Regions from separate parts of the Homo sapiens genome. Here region 1 is linked to region 2. Evidence: chromatin loops called from intact Hi-C (ENCODE). Cell type or tissue: A673. All regions are shown on one strand. Each heading gives the region's core, and the rest is flanking DNA. Links, peaks and the distances in the headings are about the cores only. Region 1 overlaps LINC02233 (long intergenic non-protein coding RNA 2233). Region 2 overlaps LINC02233 (long intergenic non-protein coding RNA 2233).

What was found. A loop is a pair of places that touch in the nucleus more often than their neighbours do. Peaks named below come from ENCODE experiments on the same cell type or tissue, not always from the same donor. Only the 100,000 strongest peaks of a DNase experiment are listed, where the experiment ranks them.
Region 1: it touches region 2 in a loop (2.4-fold over the local background); 1 of 110 quality-filtered maps calls a loop at or near these places.

What each region holds. Positions count from the first base shown.
Region 1 is chr4:159,671,628-159,683,231 of GRCh38, forward strand. All of the region lies in intron 2 of LINC02233 (long intergenic non-protein coding RNA 2233), which reads right to left. All of the region lies in intron 1 of LOC107986324 (a long non-coding RNA gene), which reads left to right. Among named protein-coding and RNA genes, the nearest start is that of LINC02233, 100 kb to the right of the region's middle. In A673, for the core only: no CTCF peak of the experiment used is centred there; a DNase peak (open chromatin) is centred at 6,024; H3K4me3 peaks cover 405 bases; H3K27ac peaks cover 451 bases; H3K27me3 peaks cover 1,456 bases.
Region 2 is chr4:159,758,069-159,769,672 of GRCh38, forward strand. All of the region lies in intron 1 of LINC02233 (long intergenic non-protein coding RNA 2233), which reads right to left. All of the region lies in intron 2 of LOC107986324 (a long non-coding RNA gene), which reads left to right. Among named protein-coding and RNA genes, the nearest start is that of LINC02233, 14 kb to the right of the region's middle. In A673, for the core only: a CTCF peak has its summit at 6,444 (motif pointing right); DNase peaks (open chromatin) are centred at 6,463 and 7,522; H3K4me3 peaks cover 2,169 bases; H3K27ac peaks cover 2,758 bases.

The DNA.
Region 1 (11,604 bases), core at 4,130-8,129, 87 kb before region 2:
GGCAACAAGTTAAGGGAACATTGACGGGCAGAACTACATTAGGAAAAAAAGTTGTCTTATAAAGTCCCTTAGGTAACAGACCTTGGAAGAATAGATGAAATGTCTCTCTGGGCAAGTGTGGTGACAACTTTTAGTTTCTTCTTTGGTTGTCAGTCTTCCCTGGTTAATGAGATTTCAGATAGGAGATTGGAGAAAATTGTATTTTTTTTTTAATAAGAACTACCCTTGGTCACATAACGGTACCTTAGAGATAGCCCCTCCCTTCATCTTGAAGGAGAAACTAGGTAAAGTCAAAGAAATCTTTATTTGGAGGAAGCTTCTAAGGCCTTCCAATTTTCTTTAATTCAAAGTGCGCAGCATGCCAAAGCACCATACTTTGGGGTATTGTTTTCTGAGCCTACTGCTTTCAACACTCTCCTTGCTTTCAGTTGATTTTAGAAAAAAAAGTCATGAAAAGGTTTTAACATATTCAACCTAAAAATCTTAGCTTGATGTTTGAAGTCATTAAAATAATTTCTATAGTTTTTTATAGAAATTATAAAATTTTATGTAAAATTTCTATAGTTTTATGTTTGGTATGAAATTCTGGAGATTGTGTACTTCCATTGGAAAAAAAATTTTAGTAAGTATCACATAGACCATGGAAAAGTTATAATAGATTACATAATGCAATCAAGAGTACAAGGTGAAGAAGTATGTTTGCAGATTTCAGTTGTACTATACAAGGTGTTTTTGGCAAAGAGATAGTAGAATATTATATTTTTGAAATTCATGAATATGTCCCTTGATAAATTTGTATTTGCTTTTTGTCTTTGGTTTCTGGCATACAACTCTTAAAACTCTTTGAATGTCCAGAGTGGTAAGAGTCTCTTTTATATGCTAATTAGATGACTGCTGGATGGGGGCCACTAGATTGCCTTAGGATGGGTGCTGGCTGCCAGAAAGAGTAACTCATGTTTAGAGAGTTAGAAGTTGCAACCCCATCCTCTGATCTCCAGGGGAGGGAGGCTGGAGAGTGAGTCTGATTATCAGTGGTCAATGATTTAATCAATCATGCCTATGTAATGGAGCCACCATAAAAACGCCTAAATAATGTGGTTTGGAGAGCTTTTGGGTTGGTGAACACAGGAAGGTGATGGGAAGGTGGTATGCCTGAGAAAACTTGGAAGCTTCTTGTACCCTGCCACCTCCCCATACCTTGCCCTATGCATTTCTTCCATTTGGTTATTCCTGAGTTGTATTCTTCATAGTAAACTGGTAGTATTAAGTGGGTAACAACCTGGTGGAAGAGGAGACACTTTCATGTGGGCATAATAGAGGACTTACGTGGGACTAGAACTAAGCCTCTCAATTATACCAAGCTATCCATGATAGACCAGGGATTTGATGAGAATCCCACTGCCTTCCTGGAAAGGCTAAGAGAGGCCTTGGTGAAAGACACCTTTCTATCTCCTGATTCAGTCAAAGGACAACCAATTCTAAAGGATAAATTTATTACTCAGGCAGCCCCTGAGATCAGGAGGAAGCTGCAGAAACAGGCCCTGGGAACAGATAGTACTTTAGAGAATCTCCTGAAAGTGGCCACCTTAGTCTTTCACAATAACTCACTGGAAAGCTGATGGAATTACCTCCATAAACCCAGGAAAGCACCCAAAGTACCAATGTGAAGAGATTGGAGACCTCAAGCTAAAAATCACAAAAGATAAGTGTTAATAATTAACCTTCCATGGATGTCCTCCTTGTAGTCTTGCCTATGCTTGCTGTTCTTACCTTCATTCTGTTCTATACCATTGGGTAGAATGTTGTTTTCACAATGATTAATGTATTTCACTTCTTCTTTCTGTAATCTTCAGCACTAGATTGTCTGCTTTTAAACTCCTCTTTGTATGATACACATATTTGATCCATGCACACTTAGCTTTGTAAAACTTGTTTTTTCTCGCCTAGAGGCCATCAAACTCCAAACAGCCAGGGAACCGGACTCTCAGATGATGGCTTCCTTTTGCAGGGTAACCTTAGGTAGACCTCTGGGAGGAATCTGACTGCCATTCTCCCCAAAACAACTCCCCCTGTTAGCAGGAGGTGGTTAAAACCAGTCATTGTCTGTATTCTAATGGCAGTTAGATGTGCCTTTACAGAGGGGGGAATGTTAGGGACAGGAAGCAGAGAAATTCTGGGCAGAAGAGGGTGGGGTCTCTGATGAGGGTCCCACCCTCAAGCCAAAAAGCCTAATACTGCAGCCCAAAGTGAGAACTTTACATCTCCATTTTCCTGCTGGAATGTTGCCTTTTCCAAAACCACCCATGGCCTGCTCCACCCCCATCCTATGCCCATAAACCCCCAGGACCTGCCAGCAGGGAGAGGAGAAGCGGCTGGATGTCAGAGACTATGGTTGGATGTCGGAGAGAAGCAGGACAACTTGACAGCATAGCTTCGAAAAGGAGTCCAGCCATTCATGGAAGATTACCTTCCTGCACTGTCCCCTTTTCAGCTCTCATTCCCACTGACAGGCACTTTCATCAGCAATAAAATCCCCCACATTTATCACCTCAATTCATTCATGCAACCTCATTCCTCCTGGATGCTGAACAAGAACTAAGGTGTGGGTGCAAAAGGCTGTCCCTGACCCTCCACTGACCTTCCACTGAGCTGTTAACATTTAAGCCTTCTGCAATGGCATGGTGGCAAAGTTAAAAGAGCACTGACTGTAACACTCCTACTGGGGCTTCAGGGTCACAGGTACTCCCCGCTAGACGTTGCCACAGGGCCGGCATGGAGTTTTGCCTTTGTTGGCAGCCAAAACCGCTTGCTCCGGCTTCTGCACCTGCTCACCTGCATGCTCCCCTCCTGCAAGGGGTGAAGTGCAGAAGGTCTGAGGGAGTGGAATTCGCCCCTGCCAGTGCTGATGTGGCTGGCTAGTTCCGGTGCTCCTGCACCTCAGTTCCCACCCATGAAAGGGTCAGGGAAATATCCTGCTTCACTAGGACTTATAACAGCCAGCCGAAGTGAAGGCAGTATGTGGGACTGAGCCCTTAACTTGTGGAGTGTTATGCTAACTCCAGGTAGATAGTGTCAGAACTGAATTGAATTGTGGGACATTCAGCTGTTGGAGAGTTGGAGATGTGGTGTTGAAAGAGACACCACACATTCAGTGTCAGAGGTGTTGTGAGTAAAAGTAGATTCCTAATTTATTAAAATATGCATCTGAAGAAAATCTAATGTAATTGGCTATATCTTTTTTTATTTTTGATAACATGAGATAAACAGAAAGTATTCATTAAGCTTATACAATATATCTAGTACTGAACATATAACTTGATAGATATGAGAACTGACTTTCTAGTACTAAGAAGGAGAATTATTAACTGTGGCTAGCACATAATCCAAAAAGAACTATAGAGATTACTTTTTATTTTGAAATATCTAACTTGATAGTAATCGTGTAGATGAAACAGTAGATATAGGATAATTCATGAATTTGCTATCTCATTGCCGATTTATTATTTAAAATGCTCTTCATTTTAAGGTGATGTAATTCTAGGTAAAAGAAGGTGTTTGGGGGTAAGTTCTGTCCTCACTAGAGTTGTCTACTCTTACTGGGTCCTAGATTAAAAACTAGTCCTCAGTATCTTTGTCAACTCTTCAGTATTGACAAATACTCCTAGAACAAAATTCTTTATGAATATGGGGTTCATATCTCTGGATTTCTGTATTCTCATTTATCTTGGTTCAGTTATTCCTCATTCTATTTTTAGTTCTTTAATGCTTTTTTTTTTTTTCAAATTTTCTCTGGATATTTAACTTGTCATTTATGGAGACTAGGAGGTTAATCTGAATTATCTTGCTTTCCGATACTGGATACGATAGTCCTGATATATTTTGTAAGCTTCACAATTTAAATGGTTTTCCTAATGACACTAATGTCCTAATGGCTGTCCTAATGACACAAAGGAGATTGAGATTCCAATTATGTGTTATAAAACATTGCATGACATCCTTATTCTTTGCTAAAGTTGCAATGGCCAAAAAAAAAAAAGCGTTCAGAAGCATTTTTAAAGGTATATTACATATTAGTATTAAACTCTGATATTTGTGAATAAAGTTACATTTGTTTTATGAATATTTCATTATTGGGTCATGAAATTTAGCTACAATTAATTAAAGATTCTTTTTTATTTTTTAAATAAGCCTTTCATTATTAAATGAGTGGTGTTCATTCTTATTGCTGGTGCCTTAGAATAGCAAAGATACTGTATGGTATATATCTGGCTGTAGCATTTGTCCTTTCTGTACTGCATTCAATATTTACTGTGGCATCTAGATAAGTTATTGATTATTGGTATCAGAGATCTATTGTTTTTCATGCTATTTGTGTAATGGGTCCTTGCAATTAAATTATTCCTAGTGATGAAGTCTCCTGAAAATACTTGAACTAATCTTTTTAGTCAGTAGTAATTTCTTCCAAAATAATGTAGCTTACAACATTATAAAGTCATATCTCTAAAAGTTATAATTTTTTCATAAGGACAATATCTAATTTTGATATAACAAATATCAAGTAACTATTATTAGAGTGTTTGATAATGGGATTTAATGGTAAATAATACAAATCTTGCCTCAGCTTTCATAAGGTTTAGAGTCTATTATAATTTCAAAGTCCCTAATGAACTTTTATTAACTTTTAACAAGCCCAGTTAATTAACAAAATTCTGGATTTCTTATACAGCTATATTTTTTAGACTTAAAGTATCTGAGAGCCTAATCTGTTTATGAGAAGTTGTTGGCTTTATCACTGAAGAATTGTACAACATAATTTGGTGTAAAGTTGCATGCTTTAGGTTCTGAAACTCACAATATTATAGTAGTTATATTTTTGCTTTTGATTATTTTAAGGCTATTTTTACCTTTGTGCAGCTACCAGGAAACACGGTTTTTTTTTGTTGTTGTTGTTGTTTTTGAGACGCAGTCTCGCTCTGTCGCCCAGGCTGGAGTGCAGTGGCGCGATCTCAGCTCACTGCAAGCTCCGCCTCCTGGGTTCACGCCATTCTCCTGCCTCAGCCTCCCAAGTAGCTGGGACCACAGGCGCCCGCCACCACGCCCGGCTAATTTTTTTGTATTTTTAGTAGAGACGGGGTTTCACCATGTTATCCAGGATGGTCTCGATCTCCTGACCTCGTGATCCGCCCATCTCGGCCTCCCAAAGTGCTGGGATTACAGGCGTGAGCCACCGCACCCGGCCGGAAACACGATCTTAATAGTTCTCGTCTTAGGGAGCTGGGAAGGATACAGGGTGAAGGGTAAAATATGCTGGAGTCAGACAAGGATTGGAATCCTTGCCCTGCTACTTAGTGTATGACCTTGAACAACTTATTTAATCTCTCTGAGCCTCAGTTTATTTTTCTATAAGCTAAGTATTATAATAGCTACTTTGGTGGGTTTCGAGAGCACTCACCAGGGAGATGCTTCTCGACTTACAATGGGGTTACATCCTGACAAATCCATCAAAAGTTAAAAATATCATTAAGACAAAAATGCATTTAGTATCCCAATAAACCCATCATAAAAGTTGAAAAATTGTAAATCATACTGTCATAAGTCCACATGCTCCTTGAGTTACGATGTGGTTATGTCCCAGTAAGCCCATAGAAAAGTCTACGAATTATAAGTCGAACCATTGTAAGTCAGAGACCGTCTGCATAACATACATGATTATGTAGCCCAGGGCAGCTGTTGTGAATATAGTAACAGACATAGATAATAACAGCTACCACTTTCTTTTTTCCCTATCCCCAAGCAGTGCCAAATCACAGGTTCCAGACCAAACAAGGAGGAAAGTTGCTTTTTCTTCCCTATCATTCTAAGATCTTTTTCTTGGGCTTTACATTAAGGCGACTGATAAAGACTTTGTTGCATCCTCCATCAAGTAAAAGCATTAAAGTCATCTAATTGTAAATTAAATGATAAACCTGCTTCACTGTGGGATATGAAACTTGTGAATATGAGGTCAAATTTCTCTTGCTGGGAAAAGAATAATAATAGCTCCTGGCTGTTTAAGCTGAGAGGATATGTTTCCTGTGACATTTAATCTGATAATAAAAGGCTGTGGGTAACTCTTATGGGAATCAGGCAAATGATACGTACCAGGAAATGCTCTGCTCTGGCTGTAGAAGTTGAAGGTTGAGTAACTTCATACTAATGTAGCAAGAGCTAGTTTATCACAATTCAGCTAAACAAATAAGAAGCCTTTGAATACAAAATGAATTTGATGCAATTGGGGATTTTACACTCAAATATATAATACAGATTGGAAAGAGATTGATATTATATCATATTTTGTTTTGGGAAAACTGAGTTTGAACAAGTTGGTCTCAATTTGAGCCTTGCATGTCACGCTGGCTTATCCAATTTCAGAAGAAATTACTGACACAAATTCTTTGGAGGAAATTATTTTCTGCACCATGAAATCTTTTCAGACAATTGTTCAAATGAACTCCAACATGGTAAATCTTTTTCAGAATAACTGAACAGAGCACTGGAGAGCAAATTAATCCTTTTTTAGTTAGTTTGTTTGTTTTTTAGGTTTTCTAAGTGAAAACATTTATATAGTTATTGATTTACTTTTTCTGATTTAATTTAAAAAATAAATTGATTATACTTATAAATGACAGTCCAGTAAAAGAGTTTAACTTAGATCTTATGAGAGTTGCTTGATGGATGTTAAAAAGCCATTAGGTATTTTTGACAAGTGTTTGCAGTGAAAATTTGTATGAAATTCTTACTGTCTTTTTCTACTCTTGGTCTGATTCTGTTGAACACCTTCCTTATGACTTTAAGCAAACTGTTGGAGTAGAGTCTTGCCATCACATGCTCTCATATTCAAAATCAGTAAACCTGGTATAGATAAAAAATTTTAAAACCTGATAGCTTTAACTTTGAAATTGGGTTCCATCATTTACTAGTTGTATTATCTAAAGTTTCTTTAACTTCTCTAAATCAATAAAAAGAGTTTCACAATACTGCCTTAAAGCTACTTTGTTTTAAGGATTAAATGATTTGTGCAAAGGCGTAGTGCATTGCTCTGGCATCAACCTGCCAGCTCATCTGGGTTAGACATCACATGGCCCTCACAGTGGCTACCTACTGCATTTTATTTCTAAACATTTTTCTGCAGTTTAGTCTTATCCTTCTATTCAAATTGCTTTCTTACTATAAGAAACTTCAGATATAAATAAAATGGCCATGAATCTCATCTTCTTGAATGATATGTGTGGCTAGCTATATTTTGGGAGGTGAAGAGAATAACCAAAGAAGCTACAAGAGGAATATTGGAATACAGTCTACCTTGGAACAGTGCCTATCTCATGTGGGAACATCTTTTGGTACTTTTGTTCATATTGCTATTCTCTTATATGTAGGAAGAGAATAAGTAATGTTGTGACTGATGAATATTTCTAGCTTTTCTCATATCTGTGGCTGTCTTTCAATTAGTGAAAGGCAGTAGAGTGTGAAGAGCACAGGTAGGTAATTTTTTTTTTCTATGCATACAACGGCAGGCTAACATTGGATACTTTTTGCAAAAGTATTTTCATCTTCATGTTCAAAATTTACTACAGTGCTCACTTGAAAGACTTCAGTTTTCTAATAATTTCTGTATAGTTTATTGGCAAATCTTGGACCAATTTCATGGTTTGACTAGTTTTAGAAAAATAGACTTCTGGTTTCCAGCTTGACATGTAAAACTCTTGAAAGTCATTATTCCTGTCTTTACAACAAGAAAAAAGCTGAACAAACTCCAAATCAACAACTTTTCATGTAATCTTCAGATAATTAAGGCCACAAGGTAGACTGCTGCTCTGAAACTGGAGAGATAGATAGGGTAATACAGAGACCTCCCCTAAGAGAAGATGCCCAGAGCAGAAGCCAGCAGCTAAAGTCAGTATCAGTAAGATTACATTAAAGTGTAGTTGACAAATTGTTCCAGTCACAGTGTGGCTTAGAAATTAAAATCTCATAAGAGGTCCTTAGGGATGCCCTCACACATTGTGTTTTACCTTCAGGAGCCCTATCAGATTCTCAATGAGAAGATCAGAGAAGACTCCTCTGTGCTTCCAGCAGGAGGAGGAAAAATGTAAGCATTTTGAAAAACACCCAGAGATCTATGTTCTCCTTAACAAGGCCTGTACTCATGAAAATCTGTTTTATCAGAGCCTATCCACTTGTGTTCTACCAAAGCCTAATTGACCTGGGTGAAGAGAAATACCCAACTCCATTAGAGGTATAATATGCTGAGAGAAAAAAAGTGAGAAATACCCAACTCCAGCTCCCTCTAGACTTCAACATTGCGGAACAGGAATATCCAACTCAGTCTCGCTAAAAGACTGAGACCTAATCATATGGTATAGAGTGCGTCCCTTCCCCCTAGACCTTACCACTACGGCTTCTGTAAAATAACAGATTACAGCTAAAAGAACTGAAAGCCATGGGACATACTTAAGAAATATTAGCAAAACCAGAAGACAACAAGGGAGGCAAACATAAATGCAAAAGCAAAACCAAAACAAACAAACAAACAAAAGAAGAGTGGAAACTTTAGCCTCTTACCCCACAGCTACAGAAAGCAGTAAACATAGACTTACTCCTAGCCAGATAAACAAAACCTTGTACTAAAGGCTTATTAGCCCCAGTTTCTTTTATCTGATACATCATTTCCAGTTATCAATAAAAAATTATAAGGCATGCTAACAAGCAAAAACACAGGATAAAGAGGCAGAGCAAGCATTAGAACCAGATTCAGATATGGCAGGGATATTGGAATTATTAGACCAGGACTTAAAATTACTATGATTAATCAATCTATTATAGACTGAATGCTTGTGTCACTCCAACATTTACATTTTGAAGCCCCAATACCTCATATGATGGTATTTGGAGGTGGGGCCTTTGGAAGGTAATTAGGTTTAGTTGAAGTCATGGGGGTGAGATCTCTATGATGGGATTAGTGTCCTTACAAGAAAAGGAAGAGAATGGAGCTTGTTTTCTCTTTGCCATGTGACAATACAGTGCAAAGGTGGCCATCTGTCAACTAGCAAAAGGGATCTCTCTAGGAACTGAGTCTGTACATTGATTGTCTGCTTCCCAGACTTCAAAACTGCAAGAAATAAATGTCTGTTTAAGGCACCAAGTCCATGGTGTTTGGTTATGGCAGCCTGAGCTGACTAAGACATGCTGGGAGCTCTAATGGAACAGGTGACCAACAGGAAAGAGCAAATGAGATATGTCACCAGAGAGATGAAAACTCTAGGTAAGATTTTTTTTAATGCTAAAATAAATAACACAGTAATGGAAGTAAAGGATGCTTCCAATTGGTTCATTAGTAGACAGGACGTTGTCAAGAAAAGAATAAGGGACCTTGAAAATATGTCAATAGAAACTTCCAAAACTGAAATGTCAAGAGGAAAAAGAATGAAACAGAATATTCCAAGAACTGTGTGACAACTAAAGGTATAAATATGCATAAAGAAAATGCCAGAAGGAGGAAACAGTAAGAAACAGAAGAAATATTTGAATTAATAATGGCTGACAATTTTCCAGAATTACTGCCAGGTGCCAAACTAAAGATCCAGGATGGCTAAAGAACACCAAGTAGGTCAAATACCTAAAAATCAATACTTATGCACATCATATTTAAGCTGCAGAAAAGCAAAGACAAAGTGAAAAATCTTGAAAGAAGCCACAGGGATAAAAAAAATCTTAACTACAGAGGAGGAAGAGTAAGAATTACATGAAACTTCTCAGAAACCACAGAGGTAGAAAGAGAATACAGTGGTATATTTAAGGTATTGGAAGAAAAAAAGCCACCAAACTAGAATTCCATATTCAGTGAAATTATTTTTCAAAAATGCCAGATAAATAAAGACCTTCTCAGACAAACATTGAAGGGATTTATTGATAGTAGACCTGCCTTGCAAGAAATGTTTAAACCTATAGCTCACATTACACCCAATGATAAGAAACTAGATGCATTACCCCTAAGTTTGAAAGCAGGACAAAATGTCTCCTCTCAACTTAAATGCTTCGTTGTATGGAAGTCCTAATTAATGCAATAAGACAATAGAATAAAATGTATACAGATTGGAAGAAATAAAACTTCACAAATGACATGATCTATGTAAAAAAAATCAGAGAATTGATTAAAAAAACAACTTCTAGAACTAATAAGTAATTACAGCAAGGTCAGTGGATACAAGGTTAATATAGAAAGTCAGTTGCTTTCCTATGCACAGGCAATAGGCAATTGCAATTTAAAATTAACACACAAAAAGAGAAATACTTAGGTTTAACTCTAACAAAATGTATACAAGTTCTATATGGGGACAACTATCAAACTTTGATTAATAAAACTCAATAAATTTGGAGATATTCTTTGTTCATGAATAGAAAATTCAATATTGTTAAGATGTCAGTTCTTCCCAACTTAGTCTATAGATTCAATGCAATCGCAATCAAAATGTCAATAAGTTACTTTATGAATATCAAAAAACCAATTCTAAAGTTTACATGGGCAGGCAAAAGACCAAGAATAACCAACACGATATTGAAGAACAGAAAGTTGGAGAGCCAACACTGCATAACTTACTACAAATAATATAAGATTTACTTTAAAGCTATAATAATCAAGACTGTGGTATTTGCAAAAGAATAGACAAATAAGTAAATGGAACAAAATAAAGTCCAGAAACAGACCCACACAAATACAGTCAACAGATCTTTGATAATGGTATAAATGTGATTCAATGGAGAAAGGGTAGTGTTTTCAACAAATGATATTGTAACAACTGGACATCCACATGTTTAAGAAAATAAGTGTAGACACTGACCATAACTTTCACAAAACTAACTCAAAATGGATCATACACTTAAATGTGAGTTTTAAAACTATAAAACTCCTAGAAGATAACATGGAAGAAAATATTAATAGCCATTAGTTTGACACTGAGTTTTTAGGTGAAACATCATAAGCACTATCTATCAAAGAAAATATCGATAAGCTAGACTTTATTAAAATTAAAAAATTCTCTGCAAAAGACACTCTTACGAGAATGAAAAGACAAGCTTATACTGAGGGAAAATATTTGCAAAACACCTATCAGATAAATGACTTGTGTTCAAAATAAATAACTTTTTAAAAGAAAACCAATAACTCTTAAAACTCAGCAAAAGAAAACAACCCAATTAAAAAAGGAGCAAAGGATCTGAACAGACGATGCACTGATGAAGGTATACAGATGGCAAATATACACATGAAGAAATTCTCAAAATTATATCCTTAGGAACAGAATGTTAAAGCAACAATGAGGCATCACTACACACTTATTACAGTCATGGCTAACACGCAAGACATTGACAACACCCGCCACGAGCTGATGAAGATGTGGAGCAAAAGGAACCCTCATTTATTGCTGGTGAAGATGAAAAATGGTACAACCATTTTGGAACACAGTTTGACAATTTATTTCAAGGCTAAACAGTAGTCCATGAGTCATGCTCCTAGGTATTTACCCAAATGAGTTGAAAATGCATGTCTACATAAACAACTACACACAA
Region 2 (11,604 bases), core at 4,283-8,282:
ACCCAAATCAATAAGGAAAGATAAAGAAAAGGAGATTAGTTCTTTCAGAAGATAAGTTTGAGAGGTGACTAGATGTCAATCTTTAAGTATATGGAGAAATTATCAAGCAGACCAATTTTCCTCTTTCTTTCTAGCATGGCACAGAAGGAAGTGGGTTTGGTCAATCTTTAATCAAATATTTATTGAGTGCTTGTGTTTTGCACAGTATTGTGAAAGATACTGTAGCCAACACAGGGAAATGTGGATCTCCTCGTGTGCAGTATGAAATGCAATTTTAAAAACTTGGTTATCTACTATGTATAAGTATATAAATATGTGTAGTTTCTCCATGGTTTATTTTTGGGGAGAGAATAGCAGCTACCTTAGTTCAGCATTTTGACAGGAACCAGAAAACCTTCTGATCTTTACTAGACATATGGCAACCCAGAACAAAAAGCACATTTTTAGCCTCTTTTGCAGCTAGGTGTGGTTATGTGCCTAAGTCCTGTTAATGAGATATGAACACAGGTAAAATATGTAACCTGTAGAAATTTCCCTTAAAGGGAGGAAGTGTACACTTTTCTCCCCTGTAGGCTGAGTTGTGGAGCTGGAATAAGTAGCACAAGGTGGGAGCTAAAAGAGGAGGGTGTGGAATAGAGAAATGTTTCTCCTCATTTAAGAAGTTCATATGCTTATAAATACTTCCATTTGTGTAGAATAGTTAATTAAAATATACAATGCCGGCCAGGCGCGGTGGCTCACGCCTGTAATCCCAGCACTTTGGGAGGCCGAGGCGGGCGGATCACGAGGTCAGGAGATCGAGACCATCCTGGCTAACACGGTGAAACCCCGTCTCTACTAAAAATGCAAAAAATTAGCCGGGCGTGGTGGCGGGCGCCTGTAGTCCCAGCTGCTCGGGAGGCTGAGGCAGGAGAATGGCGTGAACCCGGGAGGCGGAGCTTGCAGTGAGCCGAGATCGTGCCACTGCACTCCAGACTGGGCGACAGAGCGAGACTCCGTCTCAAAAAAAAAAACAACAAAAAAACAAAAAACAAAAACAAAACAAAATATACAATGCCTATGATATGAATGATACCCTTTAGACTTGTGCAGTGCAGAACCTATACAATCACATTAATATTTGGTAAGCCTGATAATCATGGAGCCACCATAACTAGTCTGAAACTGCAAACACATTTTACAATTTTTTTCAAACTTTTAGTGTTTTTGTTACTCAAGGCCATAACTAATCCTACACGCTCTCCTTAACAAGTAAGCTCTCCTGAAGCAGAGATATTCCCTTTCTGTGACATTCTCCAGTGCCTCGATAGAGCCTGCCATATAGAAGACACTAAAATATTTGTTGACTGACTTCTGAAAAAGAGAAAGGAAGAAAACAAACAAACAAAAAACAAACAAAAAACAAGATTGACAGTGTGGGCTGGAGAGGTAGGAATATTTTTTCCTTTGCTAAGAGTTTGTGGCTTTTTGAAATTTTACCATACGTAAAACTGTTTTCATTGGAATCATATGTAAAATAAAGTAAAAATTGGACCATTAATATTACCATATTTTGTGATTAAGAAAATTGCTTAATTCTTTAGAGTAATGTTTTTACAATATAAAACTAATAAGTTTAAAATAACTTAGGCAAGCTGGGCATGTGGTGGCATGTGCCTGTAGTCCCAGCTACTTGGAGGCTGAGGCAGGAGGATTGCTTGAGCCCAGGAGTTTGAGGCCATAGTGCACTGTGATTGTGCCTGTGAGTGGTCACTGCACTCCAGCCTGGGCAATATAATGAGACCCTACCTCTAAGAAAAACAAAATTAGAAAAGTCTTTTGGAAGCCAAGGCCTGGCTACATATTTATATTAAGAAGTCAGCCTATAACATTTTTTTTTCAACTTTTATTTTAAATTCAGAAGGTGCATGTATAGGCTTGTTACTTTGCTATCCCTCCCTTCCTCCCCCACTCCAGAAGTCCCCAGTTTCTGTTGTTGCCATCTTTATGCCCATGAGTACTTAATGTTTAGCTCCCACTAATAAGTAAGAACATGCATTAACCTGTAAAATTTAAATTGTGACCATTTCTGAAAGATTGACAAGGAATTTTTTTTTGGTCAATCATTTAGCATTTGCTAAATTTCTCCTGTGAGGGCAACACTGTGGTAGACACTGTGTAAATCACAGGTAGAGTCTCCATGTGATTGCTGACCACACCCATTCTTTACAGGTTCTGAAGTAAAGGAGAAATATATGAAAGAGCTAAATAGAGAACAAAATGCTTGTTTCATTGATGTTAAAGCTGGATGAGAGAAGTCAGCCTTATGAACTTACTTGCCATGGAAAAGCTACAGTAGAGAACAGAAAGCACATGATATGGACACTGTTGATCTCCAGGTAGATTGCCAGAAAACATCTCCATCAGCCCCTCTTCTCCCCTGCACTGGGATAGGAGGTTTCATGGTTGTTTCTTTTTCCCCATCAATCTCAACCAACCCATCTGATTCTGATCTGCTGATAACACCCACCCTTGTTTTTCCAACACTTTTGGATTTATTCTCAAATATATTTGTCATTTCCCCCGAGTTTTGGGATGCACATGAGGTAAATATATGGGCCAGTCTTTCTTTACATCACTCTATTTCAGGTCACCAGGATTTTGTGTATATATTTTTCCTATTTACTGTGCACTTATTTTAATTAAACAACCACAAATAAAAAATTCATTTGTTTCTGCAGTTCTAGATATATATTATTCTTTATTTTAAAAAATATATTTCTGATGGGGCACAGTTGTTCATGCCTGTAATTCCAGCACTTTGGGAAGATGAAGTGGGCGGATTGCTTGAACCCAGGGGTTCATGACCAGCCTGGGCAACATGGTAAAATCATGTCTAGACCAAAAAAAGAAAAAAGTTAGTGGGTGTGGTGGCATGTGCCTGTAGCCCTAGCTACCAGCTACTCGGGAGGCTGAGGTGGGAGGATCTAAAGTCCAGGAGGTTGAGGTTGCAGTGAGTGGTGACCATGCCACTGCATTCCAGCCTGGGTGACAGAGGAAGACCCTGTATCAAAAAAAAAATTCTGTGAAGTTTATGCTAATTGGAGATAAGAAAAATGATGGTCAAAGGTGCTTGAAAGAAAACTTTGATATGAATGAGAGATTGTGTTTATCCATGTGCTTAAATAATAAAGTAGCCTTCTTGTCTGTGAAGTTAAAAGTTGGCATAGCTACTTCAAAATTCATACAGAGGAGCTCCATTTAATCCCTAGCTCAGCCTTGATAGGATTTACACAAAGAGATTTTTAATGTTGATTTGAATCTTCCCAGTGATATAATCTCAGAATAGTAAGTTGGAAACTGGATGGGGTGGCCTGTTAGACTGAGAACTAGAGGTCATAAGGCAGAGTGCATTTCTTCCTTTTTATTCTTATTATCCAAATGGTTAAGGGGCCCCAACACTACCTTAGATTCCAAAATTTACTAGGACTAATAAGATTCAGCATAGAGCCATAGCCATGGTAAGATTTATTATAGTAAAATGATCCAAAGCAAAACCAGCAAAGGAAAAAGGTGCATGGAGAAAGTTCACAGAAAACCAGGCTCAAGCTTCCAAGGCTCCTCCCCAAAGGAGTCTCACAAGATGTGCTTAATTCATTCAGCAATCTGTTGCGAGAATATACATGAAATGTTGTCTACCCAAGAAGCTCATTAGAGACTCAGTTCCCAGGGCTTTTATTGGTGACTGGTCATCTAAATATCCTCTACTTACTACATACCCAAATTCTAGACTCCCAGAAGAAAAACAGGTGTTCAGTAGACATCACATTGTTTGTATGAATATTTTAGGTACAGTGTATCACCTTTATCTGTTAAAGAATGGTAGGAACACTCCAGAAATCCAATGGCCCACCTTGCAAATAGTCCTTTCTAAGGATAGATAGCTATCTCACTTCAGGCCTATTATTGAAGTGTCTACTACATACTGGATTTCTTCCTCCCTACTGTGTGAGTTATTAATATTTTGCCCAGTTTTAGTAATTCTTCTAACAACAAATATGGAAAAGTGAAGAAATTAGTCCATTTGCATTTTCATTAGTAAAACTTTTAAAGATTTAACAGAGAATAATGTTGAAAATATACAAACATATACATTTACCGTAGGTTACATGTAGTCTTGCTACATCCTTTTTCCACTGAACTGCATATTTAATGAGAAAATTAAGTTTGCTTCATATCTTATATATTCTGCACTTTATTGAACTTATTAGTTGCTTTTATTCTTTTTTCTTAAACTTTCAATTTTGAGATAACTGCGGATGCAAATGTATTAGTAAGAAATATACCCTCCACCCATTTTTCTCCAGTGGTAACATATTGCATAACTATACTACAATATCACAGCCAAGAAATTGACATTGGTAGATTTATTCAGACTTCACCAGTTTTACACATATTCATGTATATGTGCATATGTCTTTGGTTTTATCAAATTTTCTCACATGTGTAGATTCTCATAACTACCACTACAGTCAGGGTGGAGAACAGTTCTGTTGCCATAAGGATTCCTCGTGTTGGCCTTTCTATCCACACTCTCCCTCCGTCTCCACTCCACTCCCTAATCCCTCATAACTACTAATCTTTTTCTCTATGTCTATAATTTTATCATTGTAAGAATGTTGTATGAATGAAATCGTACAGTATATAACTTTTGGGACTGGGCTTTTTCATTCAGCATAATTCCCTTGAGATCCATCCAAGTTTCCTGCATCAATAGTTCATTCTTTTCTATTGCTGAGTAGTATTCCATTGTATGGATGTACCATGGTTTGTTTAACCATTCACCCATTGGCAGGCATTTGGGTAGTTTCCACTTTTTGGTTCTTACAAATAGAGCTGCTATAAATATTTACACATTTTGCCATGAAAATAAATTTTTAGTTTTCTCTGATAAGTGCCCCAGGGTGCAATTGCTGGGTTACATATAGTTGCATGTTTATTTTTATAAGAAGTGGCCAAATTATTATCTCATAAGAAAATCATAAGAGATAAAGTTTTCTGCATCCTTACAATCATTTATTGTTATTCCTGTTTTGCCATTCTGATAGACTGGTAATATCTCATTTTGGCTTTAATTTTAATTTCCCTAAAGTCTAATAATGTTGAACATATTTTCATGTGCTCTGTTGCTCTCTGTATATCGTCTTAGGTGAAATGTTTATTGCTCATTTTCTAATTAAATTTAAAAAATTGTTAAATTTTGAGAGTTCTTTACATACCCTAGATATTAGTTGTCACATATTTGTAAATATTTATTTCTAATCTCTAGCTTGTCTTTTCATCTTTTTAACAGGATTTTCACAGGGCAAAATTTTAAATTTTGATGTCCAATTTATTTTATGAATAAATTTATAAATTTATTTAAAAATTTAAAATTATTTAAAAAATTATTTTACGATTCATGAATCATTTATTTTATGAATCATACTTTCATATCAAGTCTAAGAGCTTTTCTTCTACCTACCCTTATGTCCTGATGATGTTTTCCTAGTTTTTTCTAAAAGTTTTATAGTTTTGTATGTTATATATTTAAAGTGACTGCCTACAGCAGCAATTTTCAGCAAAAAAACCACCTTAATGTTGCAAATGGTGAAACACTAGACGTGTTTTGCCACTGTATAATTGTCAGATTTGTGTGAATACATGTATTCTGTTGTAGAGTACAGATTGCTTGCTGCTAGTGGTGAGAAGTAGTAGACTGAGACAGAAATAACCTTTAAATATTTATTAAATTGTCATTCCTTGAATTAAATTTTATCGTGTGTCCATCTCAACTTATTTCTTTTATGTGACCTGAATAATTGAAACAATGAGAAACAAAAGGCACGAAAAGTTATAGTAAATAATGTGGTATTCCTTATTTATTTTTCTAGAAATATGAGATTAAAAATTTTTTTTAGTGCAGAAAGACCATTTTATCTTGTAGAATTACCTTTTAAAAGCATTTTGTAAGTGCTTATTCAGAGATGTCTCAGGAAAAAATTACCATTTCAGATTTTAAATGAAACTATATAACAATGTTTGGCCATTATGTAGTTCCTCTCCAAGCCACACTTGATCTCCAATCTTGTTCATCCTTAACAAGATCAAGCACATCTTCAAACTCAATTCCATGTAATGTCTGATTCTGGATGGTTTTTTTTTTTTTTTACCAAATTCTGCTTGACACAGAAAACCATTAAATTAGGCTTTTAGCTTGCAATGGCTTTCTTTCTATGCTTTCCACACACCAGAATACAGTTCACTTCCTGGCAGCTAAAAAGATTAGCTTTTTGAACCTTTCTCAGAAGGAAAAAAATCCCCCCTTTTAATGCAAAAGTTAAAATTGCTGGGAAGGTTTTCTGTGCCTGTGGATCTGGGGTCCAGAACAATGCAATTAAAATATATCACGCTGTTAAAAATGACTGAACTGCCCTCTAGGTGGCAGACTACCATTATTTTTTCCTTAGCTTTAGGCATGTTCTTGCTTATCAACAAGTCACCAAGTAGCGCAGACGCCTGTTCCCAGTTCCAAGAATCATCCAATTTTTAAACACTTTTTAATTGATTTCTCTGTCTTCTAAAGTTGTCTTGGACTTCTATTTTGTTTTGACTCACACTGATGTCATGTCTCACTGTTCAGACATTCTATGTCGATTATTTGAAAACATACTACTGTTTCCACCCTAATAAATTTCGTATACACTTACACACACTCTAAAATCATTCACTGGCATTTATACAGTGAATATGTCCAATAGCACTACTCATATAAATAAAACCCAAGAATGTTAATGTAAAACAAGTTTATTTCATACCATTTCTCAACTAAATGATGCTATATAAACAAAATGTATAAGCTACATTTTTATGGCGTATATAAAATTTTGCTTAAAGTTAGCATTTATGTGGTGAGGATATTGATTTGAGAGTCAAAAACAATCACAGGTCATTTCTAGTATGTCTGATAATCTCCTGATGCATAAATTGTCTATCAAAAATTAAAATGAAAGCTCTCTTTTAATTGTACTAAAAGGCATTTAATATTTGTTTTCTAGTCCTTTTAACAGTAAGTTTTGTTTCATGATTTTTGAAGAAAAATATTAATTTCAAATTATATTTTTTCTGTGTTACAGGATTTTGAGGTAAAATTTAAAATAAATTTATGAATTAGTATGCCATTTTGAAATAAAATTTTAGGGGTTGGAGAATTTCAGGTTGGCTTATTTTTAGTGACTGTAACAAAGTCAGAATACATTAGAACCAGTAATATTTTCATTGTGTCAGAAGAAAAATTTTGGAGATACTACTCTTTCTAGATTTAGAGTATTATACAAACCCAGAAGTAATGTAATTCTCATATATCGAATAAACACATTTCTATGAAAAAGAGCTACCTTCTGAGGTTATATGGAATATCAGTCACAGAAACTGGATGTAGAGACAAGTTTTCATAGCTGCTTGATGCTTTTAGTCATGGGGCCACAAAGAGATTAATCTTGAGAATGATGACAAAATATGATAGGAATTTCTTACTCTCAGATGCTCTTTATTATTTTTTCAAACCCTGAAATTCCTGTGTGTTCTCTGTATTTCTGACAAAAACTCATGAGTACTGATTGTCTCTCATGTTCCCTGGAAGAAATAATTTAATTGCATATCACATCTAACAGTCTCCCAATTTTCTTTTCTTTCTTTTCTTTTTTTTTTTTTTAAATTATGTGCTGGAGAAAATCTTGCTAGCCACATATCTGACCAAAAATATAAATATCTGTAATATCTTGTAGCTAGAATACACAAATAACTGAAAGCTCAACAATAATACAAATGACCCAGTCAGAAAATGAGTAGCAGACACTTCACTGAAGAGGGTATGCAGATGGCAAATAATCTCATGCAAAAATATTCAACACCATTAAACATTAGGGAAATAAAAATTAAAGCCATAATGAAATATAACTATGCCCATGTCAGAATGGCTAGAAGACAGTGATAGCCCCAGATGCTGATGAGGATTCTGAGAAACGGGATCACTCATATTTTGATGGTAGAAATGTAAAATGGTGCAGTCGCTATGGAAAATAGTTTGGCAGTTTCTTATAAAAATCAGCCTGTGTTAAAGAAAAAACTTTAGATAAACTTAGTTTAGCAAATGATCACGTAAACTCTGAGCAAAGAACAATTCATGAATTGGGTAGCACCCTGAGCCAGTAGAGATTTGGAGAACTCCATCCAACAATGTGGGCAGACATTATTTATAGACAGAAAGAGAAAGTAACATATAGAAACAGCTTGGTTGTTTACAGCTCAGCATTGGCCTTATGTTCACATGGTCTGATCAGTTGGCAGCCTGTGATTGGCTGCAGCTTGGCTGCTGGTGATTGGCTATGACTCTCGTTACGGTAGATTCTGATTACAGAAATATATTCTCGAGTTAGGTTTCAGTTTGTTTACATACTAAGTTTGCTTGCGGTTCCCTTAGTATGGCAGCCGATTTAGGCCAAATTTAATTTAGTTTAACACATGCGATTACCATGTGACCTATTGATTGTACTCTTGGACATTTAGCTCAGAGAAATGAAGACATATGTCTAAACAAAAACCTGTCCATGAATGTTTACAGCAATTTTATTGGTAATAGCCAAATGTCTGTTAATGAGTGAATGGTTAAAGTGTAGTACATTTGCACTGTGGGACACTACTCAGCAATTAAGAAGAAAAAACTACTGAAAATCACTAGAGAATAATGCCCAGTAAAATCATAAAAGGTTACATACTGCATGATTTCACTTACATAACACTCTTGAAATAACAAAACTACAGAGATAGAAAACAAATTGTTGCCACAAAAGGTTAGAAATGGGAGAGTGGATGTGGCTTTAAAGAACCACCACAAGGGAATCTTTAGATATAACTGTTCCATATCTTGATTGTGATGGTTGTTACCTGAATATATACATGTGATAATATTGCCTGCAAATATAAACACACGCACACAAATGCATGCACAACTGGCAAATTCTGAAACAACTCTGTGGGTTGTATCAGTTTCCTTGTGATCTTGTACTATAGTTATGCAAGATGTTAAAATTAAAGGATGCTGGATAAAAGGTGCATGAGACCTCTTCAACTTCTTTTTTAATCTTTCTATGAATATATAATTATTTCAAAATAAAAAACCAATATGCTTATTTTTTTCAAGAGATTATGCTATGCTAATTTCCCAGAGTAAACTAGTTACCATTTTTGTTATCCTTATGATTACGTAAGTTTAATTTTAAAAAGAGATACAATTTCTAGACACAAAAGTGTAAAATGCAAAAATGTTTTGTTTAAATTATTTTTTTTTCAGGAATCTGCACTCCTCTTAAGCCTTTCAATGTGTCATACATGTTCTAGGACTATTCTCACTTAGTAGTTTCTTAGCATTCTGCTTCTTTGCCATATGTGAGGTGCAGTCAGGAATTTATTTTCCTCCCCATTTGATCTAGATTAAGCTATTTGGCTCTTGCTCCTAAGAAATCCCAAAATACTATGAATCAAAATGAAGGCATGCATGTGATAACTCTCATGTAGACTTTTATGATTCTGGAAGAACTCTTAATGTTTCCTTAGTGAAAACATTAACTTTATGCTAAAGTAAATTTCTAATATAATACCATTGGTATTACTAGAAATTTTCTAAATGTTTCTGAGAAAACATAAGTGGGATACCTAAAAAGAAAAATCTAGTTCTCCAAGACCAACTAAAATCACAGTGTTATGGCAACAGCAAGACTGTGGCTTTGAAAAATGATCATTTATTTTTAGGAAGCATTAAACCTCAACATCTTGGTTCTTATATGTGATTCCAGAATGAATCTCCTTTGAGGCTGGCCTTCCTGAATTAAGGATATATTTTAGGGCCAAGTTCAACAGTTTTTAAGCAATTAAAAATCTTTGACCTGTTTACAGACCTCACCAGGTTTTCTCTGCTCTCAATTAATTCTTTTTTTCTTTTCTTCCTACCCTGAGAGGCTTTGGAGCTGAGCTTTTAAAACTTCTTGACAAACAACTTTTCTCTTAAGACACCAAATCTTCTCCTTACTGCTTGGAGTGTGAGATAGTGGTGTGTGTGACCCACAGGGCCAAGCAGTCAGAATTAGACCACAGTGGCATTTATTAAGCATTCTTCTGCAGTGTGTGTGTGAGTGGTGTGGGATGGCTGTTTGAGTAGGAAGAATAAAGTGGCCAAGACATGTACCAAAATGGACAGGATAGTTTTTTCAGTGTTGCATATTATGCCATGGATTAAGCCTGACATAAATTTCTCCATATTAATTTAAGAAAAATTTATAATTTAAAACCTCTACATGCTATGGTAAGAGTACCGTGTTTAGAATCAAGAGATCTGGGTTAGAGCTGTCTAACCCAGATTGACTTTCTAATTTTATGATCTTGTATGAAGTTAATTTTGTGTTCTTTAATACTCTTGTGTAAAGTGAGGCCTGTAATACTGTCTTAAAATAGCTTTCATGAAGATTAAATAGGTTAATGTACATGTAAAATAAAATTTCAATGCTTTAAATAAAATTTAAAACCTATTTAAATATAAGATGCTATTGCTCTTTAACAATCATTATGATTTAGTTAATATACTTAAATCTACATGTGTGATGTGTGAGTATATTATGTATGTGTATGTAAATATACTTCATGAAGTGTGAACATACACCTTTATATTTCTTTTTAAACCAGTACATGTCCAGTGCCTAGCATATGGAAGACACTTAATAAATATATGCTGAATGAATAGATGAATGAACTTAGAATTTTCAAATCTAAATAATTTATTCTAATTTAATCAGTATCAGGTAAATAATAAGCACAGAAACTGTTAGAACAAGAACTGAATTATAGCATCTCCTACATGAAATTAAATAATTTTAGAAATGGTGGTAAATGTTTAAGTTTTTTACTTGTATTAGCACAGATATAAGCATCAATCATGACATCTTTCTGCTCATAAACCTTAAGTAACTCCCATTGCTCCTATTGCTTAGAAAATAAAATCCAATTCTTTAGTGTGGGACTAACCTTTTCAAATTTATTTTCCATATTACAATCTTGCTTCTTTTGGATATTTCTTATGTATCACCCCACTTTCCCCTTTCCCCACTCTCTTGCCACCTTGCCTGTGTCCAGGCTTTATCCTCTTTGAAATGCCCTTCAACTTATTTCTGTAGAATTCAATCCCACCCATCTGTCAAGTTCTGTCCCTAATGCCACTGCCTGTATGGAGCCTATGCAGGTATCCTCAGATAGAGGTAACCTCTTTCTACCTAAGTATTCATTCCACTTTATGTTTGCCCCCTTGAGACCTTTTTCACTTCCTAATCTAGATTATAAACTTTTTTTTTGGTAGCAGATTCTATGTCTCATTTACTTTTATATTTACAAAATTTCCTGCATTGTAAATATACAACAGTTGCTTGTTTATTGAACAAACTGAATGCATATGAATTGTCATGCTTCTGCTTGTGAAAGACATGCATTTTTCAATAATTGTTATGCACAATAAGGAATATATAGGTGTCCATGATTTTG